Regions from separate parts of the Homo sapiens genome. Here region 2 is linked to region 1. Evidence: read pairs that join two places in POLR2A ChIA-PET (ENCODE). Cell type or tissue: endothelial cell of umbilical vein. All regions are shown on one strand. Links, peaks and the distances in the headings refer to the core of each region. The heading gives the core; the rest is flanking DNA. Region 1 has its middle 48 kb from the start of LINC02040. Region 2 overlaps ATXN7 (ataxin 7).

Region 1 (4,404 bases), core at 82-4,081:
AATTTTTCCAGAAGAAAATTCTACTTCACTCTTAAACTCAGGAATAGATTGTCTCTTTCTTGCCACAACTTGTTTCATCCCCGTAGGAATCCTGGAGCTGTTTGGGCAGCCATCTTGTGACCATGAGGAGAGTTATCCTGGAGTAAAACTCCTACATTGAAGATGGTGGAGTCTAAAAACTAGAGACAATAATTTTTCTAACGCAGGCAACACTTTGAGACAGTGACTAATTCTCTTGAAATATGCTTTGTGTGAACTTGGGTCTTGAACTAGAGACAGTAATTTTTCTAACGCAGGCAACACTTTGAGACAGTGACTAATTCTCTTGAAATATGCTTTGTGTGAACTTGGGTCTTGACATTACCCATGTGTGTCCTTGTCCTGTTCTCCCAATATCGAAAGTATAGAACTTGGTTTACGATATTATTTTTAGCCATTGCCTACTTGAGGGCCAATCACGGAAATGATCTATTGTCTTCAGGGGGCAAATTATCCAAGGGGCAAAGGGGTATCTTCTGGTAAATCAGCGGTGGAATAACAAGAGCAAGGTATTCTTAGCCCAATACATGAATCCTTCTCTTTGAACTGCCACTTGTTAACCATGGGAATTTAGACAAATTTCCTTTCTCTCAGCCTCAGTGTCATCATCTTTAAAATGATGTTAATAACACTGACTTTTTTATTTCCCTTGCTGTAAAGGATCAAGTAGGATCGTGTGTATAGAATGTACAATGACAATTCTACAATGGTATAGGAATGCAAAACATCAATGATACCGATAGCAATTATGATATCTCATCACAGGTCTACAGCTAAGGGGGAAGCATACTGTTGACGTTTTGAACTGCTTTCACTGTTTTCGTTTTATCTCTGTGATTCACCAGAAGAGAAATTCAAACTGACTTTTGTTCCAGGGTAACTTAAGAAGGACAACCCAGAGGGAATAAATGTATGCCTCTTTCTCTTAGAAGCATTAAGCAGTAAAAAAGAGAACTTACTCATCCCCTTTCACAACAGGTGAGGGCATTCCCCCACCTCGGGTTCCCATTTCACAGGCCAGATAAGGAGAAGTTTACTTTTCTCCCCGGTGAGAAACGGAATCCAGCGTGGAAGCTCAAGAATGATACTGATCATGTGTGGACACGAGCAAGCTGCTCTCCTGATTCAGATATCACAAGGTAAATGTCTTTTGGAGTTTCAGCACCCCATCTCAAGGGGAGTAGAGAAAACCTTATAACTTCTGCCTAAAAGACAAATCTCAGTATGTGTGTGGAGTGGGCAGTTTTTTTCCTTAAATTTTTGCCATTTTTCTCTAAAGGTACAGTCATGTGGCAGGCCATGGGACTGGCAGGTTTCTATGTTTATTTCATTAGAATTGGACTTTCAGAGAATTATACTTAGAAACAGAGGTGAGGCTAGGCACAGTGGCTTATGTCTGTAATCACAGTGCTTCGGGAGGCTGAGGTCGGAGGATCGCTTGAGGCCAGGAGTTTGAGACCAGCCTGGGCAACAAAGTGAGACTCTATTTCCATAAAAATTTAAAAAATTAGGTAAGTATGGTGGCACATGCCTGTAGTCCTGGCTACTTGGGAGGCTGAGATGGGAGAATTGCTTGAAGCCAGGAGTTTGAAGCTGCAGTGAGCCATATCACGCTGCTGAACTCCAGCCTGGGTGACAGAGCAAGATGCTAGTTCTAAAAAGTAAAAATAAAAGCAGAGATGTAAAAACTTAGGGTGTGTGGTCTCAAGGTCTCATCAATGGCTATGACACCACTAGTCAGACCAATAATGAATTCAGCCTGAAAAAAATATATATCAAAAAGAGGCTATCAAACCAACCATTTAGTGTTGTGGAAATTGTGGGTCTCAGTGAAATCACCTCTCTCTAGGAGTTGTATAGCAAATACATGGATGCAATTTTGGTTGCTCCAAGGATTGGAGAATATCTGTAGCTTTTGTTTTTCTGTTACAGATGAAATCATCTGACTGCTTTATTACGATTTCCAGTTTAGAGCCCAAACATGCAAATATTAAATGCATATTATAATAAGTGACTTTCTTTTTTCCTTCCTATATATTAGGAAGGAAAATGTTTGTTTATTTAAATTACATGTCAGTAGGTTATATTATCTGTGAATTTTATTTCAGAATGGTAATGAAGATGTGGCAAAATAAATGGCCGATAACCACAAGAGAAAACTTCCTTGTGGTTCAGCAGAATTCTTTGATTTTTATAACCAGTTGATTCAGGGTTGTGGGGATATAACCTCACCCCTGGCAGAAAGCATTTTGTCTGTGCCAACTTCTCCCAGCTCAAAAAGCGTTTGAAGAAAAGAAAATTCATTCACTAGCAAATAATTTAGTAATGAGTCAGTGGAGAGCTGGTACATTAGGAGAACAATTTAGAGGATGATTTTGTATGTTTCTGGATAATTAATCTGTTTCATGATTTATAGTACCGATTACAAATGTTTATTTGCCACATGTGACTCTCTCTTTCCTCCTAGGTTATTTTTGTATAGGTAGTTTATTTCTTAAGCTGTGTTTCTTTGTTACTAATTTTCAAAAGAGCTGAAATGTCCATGAGTAATTAATGGGGAACGTTGAGCTAGTTTAAATGGGCAAATTGTACTATGGTAGAAATTGCAACCCAGATCTCTTTTGTATGCTCACAAGATGCTGGCCCATTCTGTGCACAGGTTGATAGCTCATTTTTTTGTAGCACCTTAATCTTGAGGTAACCAGACTTTTTGATGATTGTTTTCATGAGCACAGAAAGTAAGCATGCCATTCCTGAGCTGAGATCATAAAGTGGGCCTGGCCATTTGCGTATGATGCAATAAGCCACCAAAGTCAGTGAGTGCAGATGTGTGTGAGAAAGTTTATTCATCATGCCTCTTAAAGGCCACAACTTGAGTTAAAATGTAAACATATTATTCCAAAAGCATAATTCATTATGACATTCTCACTTAGTCTTACTCTAAAACAAAGTACTTACAGAATTAGCCTGGAAACTGGAACATAACGAATAAGCCGTATCATGAGCCATATCACAGGTCAGTTGAGGTTGAAGGGACACTCCATGGTCTAGCCCCTCATGTAGAGGTAAGCTGAAAAAAATGGGAGCAAAATATTTGGTTAAGAGAGTCTAGCAAGTGATGGAGTGAAGTATGTGTTCAAGATGAAGCCTGTCAATAGAAAACACATGAAGGAACAGATTGGAGAAAGGTAACTTGTGTCCTTGTTCAAGTTCCTGTTCCTGTAGAAATAAGACCTGATGATTTTGGCACTCTTTCCTGTTAAGGAAAAAGATAGCCTTCTAAACACAGAGCTCTAGGAATCCACTACCAACTCAATCTGTTTTTTTTTCTTTTTTTTATTATTATTATACTTTAAGTTTTAGGGTACATGTGCACAACGTGTGCAGGTTTGTTACATATATATACATGTGCCATGTTGGTGTGCTGCACCTATTAACTCGTCATTTACATTACGTATATCTCCTAATGCTATCCCTCCCCTCTCCCCACACCCCACAACAGGCCCCGGAGTATGATGTTCCCCTTCCTGTGTCCATGTGTTCTCATTGTTCAATTCCCACCTGTGAGTGAGAACATTCTGTGTTTGGTTTTTTGTCCTTGCGATAGTTTGCTGAGAATGACGGTTTCCAGCTTCATCCATGTCCCTACAAAGGACACGAACTCATCATTTTTTATGGCTGCATAGTATTCCATGGTGTATATATGCCACATTTTCTTAATCCAGTCTATCATTGTTGGACATTTGGGTTGGTTCCAAGTCTTTGCTATTGTGAATAGTGCCGCAATAAACATACGTGTGCATGTGTCTTTATAGCAGCATGATTTATAATCCTTTGGGTATATACCCAGTAATGGGGTGGCTGGGTCAAATGGTGTTTCTAGTTCTAGATCCCTGAGGAATCACCACACTGACTTCCACAATGGTTGAACTAGTTTACAGTCCCACCGACAGTGTAAAAGTGTTCCTATTTCTCCACATCCTCTCCAGCATCTGTTGTTCCCTGACTTTTTAATGATTGCCATTCTAACTGCTGTGAGATGGTATCTCATTGTGGTTTTGATTTGCATTTCTCTGATGGCCAGTGATAATGAGCATTTTTTCATGTGTCTGTTGGCTGCATAAATGTCTTCTTTTGAGAAGTGTCTGTTCATATCCTTCACCCACTTTTTGATGGGGTTGTTTGTTTTTTTCTTGTAAATTTTTTTAAGTTCTTTGTAGATTCTGGATATTAGCCCTTTGTCAGATGAGTAGATGGCAAAAATTTTCTCCCATTCTGTAGGTTGCCTGTTCACTCTGATGGTAGTTTCTTTTGCTGTGCAGAAGCTCTTTAGTTTAATTAGATCCCATTTGTCTGTTTTGGCTT
Region 2 (4,404 bases), core at 307-4,306, 1.2 Mb after region 1:
AAGAAATATAAAGGGTAAGACCTTACCCCAGATGACTTCTAGGTGTACTGGTTCATAAACCTTTCTTCCTAGAAACACACAATTACTAACCACACTCTTATGGCCATTCTGATTTTAAATGACATCATCTATGGCTCAAGACAAATATTTATTTTCACCAATTTAATCTTTTATTTTAACCAATATTCTCTTTTGATAAACATAAAATTTTCAAGACCTGGAGACCTTGATCCTCTGTCCACTTCCTACTATGCCCCCACGTCTACATCAAGGTGTTCTAAGTGAAGGAACTTCAGGAGTAGAAAAGGGGAACCAAAACAAAATTGCTCCTGGTGAGAAATCTGCCTTTCCTGCCTTCCAGAGCTTGCTCCATCTCTTCAGAAAACCGGTATTTTCAAAAAGCATGAGGATTTTTCCAAATGGTTTCTGGGGCAGTGGCAGCAAAGCAGCAATCACAAGCGGGCAATTAGTGGGTTGGAATCTGACTTACCAGGTATTTCTTTTTAAAAACAGAGCCAAGGCCGGGTGCGGTGGCTCACACTTGTAATCCCAGCACTTTGGGAGGCCGAGGCAGGCAGATCACGAGGTCAGGAGATCGAGACCATCCTGGCCAACATGGTGAAACCCCGTCTTTACTGTAAATACAATAATTAGCTGGGCGTGGTGGCACGTGCCTGTAATCCCAGCTACTCAGGCGGCTGAGGCAGGAGAATCTCTTGAACTAGGGAGTCAGAGGTTGCAGTGAGCCCAGATTGTGCCACTGCACTCCAGTCTGGCGACAGAATAAGACTCCGTCTCAAAAAAAAATTAAATTAAATTAAATTAAAAAAGAATGAAAACAGAGCCAAATGGGTAAATTGAACTTCATCAAAATTAAACTTCTGTGCTTCAAAGGATGCCATCAAGAAAATGAAAACCCACAGAACCTACACATTTTTGCAAATCATTTATCTGATAAGGGACTTGAACTAGAATGTAGAAAAGAAAGAACGCAGCCCAGTAAATTAACAACAACAACAAAAAAAGAAGGTCAATATCATTAGTCATTAGGGAAATGCAAATCTAAATCAGAGATACCACCTCTCACCCACTAGGATGGCTGTAATAAACAACAACAAAAGAACAGAAAATGAAGAGTGTTAGCAAGGATATGAAAAAACTGGAATCCTCATACATTGCTGGCAGGAATGTAAAACAGTGCAGCCATTGTGGAAAACAGTGGTAGTTACTTAAAAGGTTAAACACAGAATTAGCATATGATCCAGCAATTCCACTTCTAGGTATACACTCAAAAGAACTGAAAGCAGAGACTCAGATACCTGAGCACTAATATTCATTAGCAGTGTAATTCCTAAAAGCCAAAAGGTGGAAACAACCCATATGTACATCAACAAATGAATAAACAAATTGTGATATATCTCTACAAAGAATATTATTGCCAGGTGCAGTGGCTCACACCTATAATCCCAGCACTTTGGGAGGCCAAGCCAGGCAAATCACGAGGTCAGGAGTTCAAGACCAGCCTGGCCAAGATAGTGAAACCCATCTCTCCTGAAAACACAAAAAAATTAGCTGGGCATGGTGGTGCACGCCTATAATCCCAGCTGCCTGGGAGGCTGAGGCAGGAGAATCGCTTGAACCTGGCGGGGGAGTGGGGGGGGCTTGTGGTGAGCCAAGATTGTGCCACTGCACTCCAGCCTGGGCAACAGAGTGAGACTCCATCTCAAAAAAAAAAAAAAAAATTATTCAGCCATAAAATGAAGCACTGATACATGCTCCAACATGAATAAATCTTAAAAACATTATGCTAAATGAAAGAAGACAAATAGGTCACATATTATTTGATTTCATTTAGGTGAATTAGCCAGAATAGGCAAATCCATACAGACAGAGAGCAGATTAGTGGTTTCCAGAGGCTGAAGGAAGAGAAGATGGAGAGTGACTGCTTAGGAATGCGATGGGGTCTCCAATGTGGGTGCTAAAAATGTTTTTGACCTAGATAGAAGAAACAGTTATACAATCAATACTGTGAATACACTAAAAACCATTAAATGTACAGTTTAAAGGGGTAAATTTATGGCATTTGAATTACATCTCAATAAAGCTATTTTTTAAGCCAACATTAAAACTTGGAAAATTTCACAAAAAATTCCAGATTGACTTATCTTGAAAAAATCCTAAGTAAAATCTGACACCACCAGCCACAGCATTCCTCATAGGAACATGAGTTGGAGATGAAGCTGGTCCTGGAACCCATCTCTGCCACCACCTAACTCTGGACGTTGGCAGGATAATTTTTTCATCTGTACCTCAGTTAGCTCCTCTGCAAAAGGAAGATAACAATAATATCTACCTCATCAGCTTATGAAGAGTCAATAAATTAATATGTTCAGAATAGTGCCTGGCACATATTAAGTGCTCAGTGTGTTAGCTACTTTCACATTTTATAACAATTCATTCTCTAATAGAGGTATGTGGCCGTTACTTTTCAACTTTTTGTTTGTTTTTACAAATAAAATAGCATATAATGTAATGGTCCAAACGAAAGAAGTGCAATGACAGCCAAGATAAACATTTTCTAAAGAAACATGCAAAAAATACTATGAATCATATGTGCCTTTTTTTTTTTTTTTTTTTTTTTGAGACGGAGTCTTGCTCTGTTGCCCAGGCTGGAGTGCAGTGGCGCAATCTTGGCTCACTGCAAGCTCCACCTCCTGAGTTCACGCCATTCTCCTGCCTCAGCCTCCGGGGTAGGTGGGACTACAGGCCCAAGCTCGGCTAATTTTTTTGTATTTTTAATAGAGACGGGGTTTCACCATGTTAGCCAGGATAGTCTCAATCTCCTGACCTCGTGATCCTCCCGCCTCGGCCTCCCAAAGTGCCGGAATTACAGGCGTGAGCCACCGTGCCCGGCCCACATGTGCCTATTTTTGTGAAAAAGTGGTGATGATGATGATGATGATGATGATGATAAGTCTATGCAAAAAACAATCTAGATAACTCTAGATTTACCATATGAGAAGCAAGGAGTTAAAGAATTAAAGATGCTTTAATTCTTTAAACTTAAAGGAACTTTTTATTAGCATATATATTTATATAATGTTTAGATTTTTTATCAACATAGTTTTATATTCAGGATGATTATTTTAAAAGATGATTATCCTTTTATAAAGATTTTTTTTTGAAGAAGAAACTCTAAACTAATATTGAAACTTTTGTGAGATTGTCACAAAACTCTGTTAGGTGAGTGGCAACGGCATGGACTGATAAAACTACAAGTCACTTCCTTTGCTTGAAACTTCATCTTTAGCTGGGATTCCCAGAGCACCAACCTCTCTTGAGTTTCCTTCTTCCTCATGGAGTATATGGTGCTATATTTATAGCTGCTAAACTCCTTAGCCAGTCAATATCTTTCAATATCTAGCCAAACCTTTTCCCACCCTTAGCATCCACCGCTCCCCCTTACAAAGACTCCACTCTAGCTAAACCACCTTCTCATGTCCAAGACATAAAGTACACATTTCTGAAAGTCTTTCTAAATGCCATTATTTTTTAAATACAACTCACATAACTGAAATTCACCATTTTCACCATTTTATTATTTATTTACTTTGAGACAGGGTCTCGCTCTGTTGCCCAGGCTCAAGTGCAATCCAGCTGGTGCAATCACGGCTCACTGCACCCTCAACCTCCAAGACTCCAGTGATCCTCTCACCTCAGCTCCCAAGTAGCTGAGACTACAAGCGCATGCCACCACGGCTAGCTAATTTTTGTACTTTTTTTATAGAGACGGGGTTTCAAATGTTGCCCAGGCTGGTCTCAAACTCCTGGACTCAAGTAGTCTTTCTGCTTCGCCCTCCCTAAGTGCTGGATTTACAGGTATGAGCCACTGCAACTGGCCTTTAACCATTTTAAGTGTGCAATTTGATGACATTTAGTACATTCACAGTGTAGTACAACCAACATTACTATCTAGTTCCAGAACATTTTCATCACTCCAAAAGGAAACCCTGTATTCATCAAGCAATCACTGCCCACATTCCCTCCCCAACCCCCGAAAACCACATCTGCTTTCTGTCTCTATGGATTTGCCTATTCTGAATATTAAATGAAACCACATAATATGTGGTCTTTGTGTTTGGTTTCCTTCATTTAATAAAACATTTTCAAGGTTTATCCATGTTGGAACATGTTATCAATACTTCCTTCTTTTTTATGGCTAAATAATATTCCACTGTGTTATACACACACACAATGGAATACTATTCAATCTTTAAAAAGAAGGCAATCCAGCCAGATATGGTAGCTCACAACTGTAATCCAAGCACTCTGGAGGGAAGGCCAAGGTGGGAGAAACACTTGAGGCCAGGGTTCAGGAGTTCCAGACTAGCCTAGGACACATAG

Evidence for each region. Peaks named below come from ENCODE experiments on the same cell type or tissue, not always from the same donor. Only the 100,000 strongest peaks of a DNase experiment are listed, where the experiment ranks them.
Region 2: POLR2A ChIA-PET joins it to region 1 with 5 read pairs; 1 of 35 experiments calls an interaction of 5 or more read pairs at or near these places.

Annotation. Positions count from the first base shown.
Region 1 is chr3:65,125,182-65,129,585 of GRCh38, reverse strand. No RefSeq gene overlaps it. Among named protein-coding and RNA genes, the nearest start is that of LINC02040, 48 kb to the left of the region's middle. In endothelial cell of umbilical vein, for the core only: no CTCF peak of the experiment used is centred there; a DNase peak (open chromatin) is centred at 2,365.
Region 2 is chr3:63,901,624-63,906,027 of GRCh38, reverse strand. The region is part of intron 2 of ATXN7 (ataxin 7); the gene reads right to left. Among named protein-coding and RNA genes, the nearest start is that of ATXN7, 40 kb to the right of the region's middle. In endothelial cell of umbilical vein, for the core only: no CTCF peak of the experiment used is centred there; a DNase peak (open chromatin) is centred at 2,497.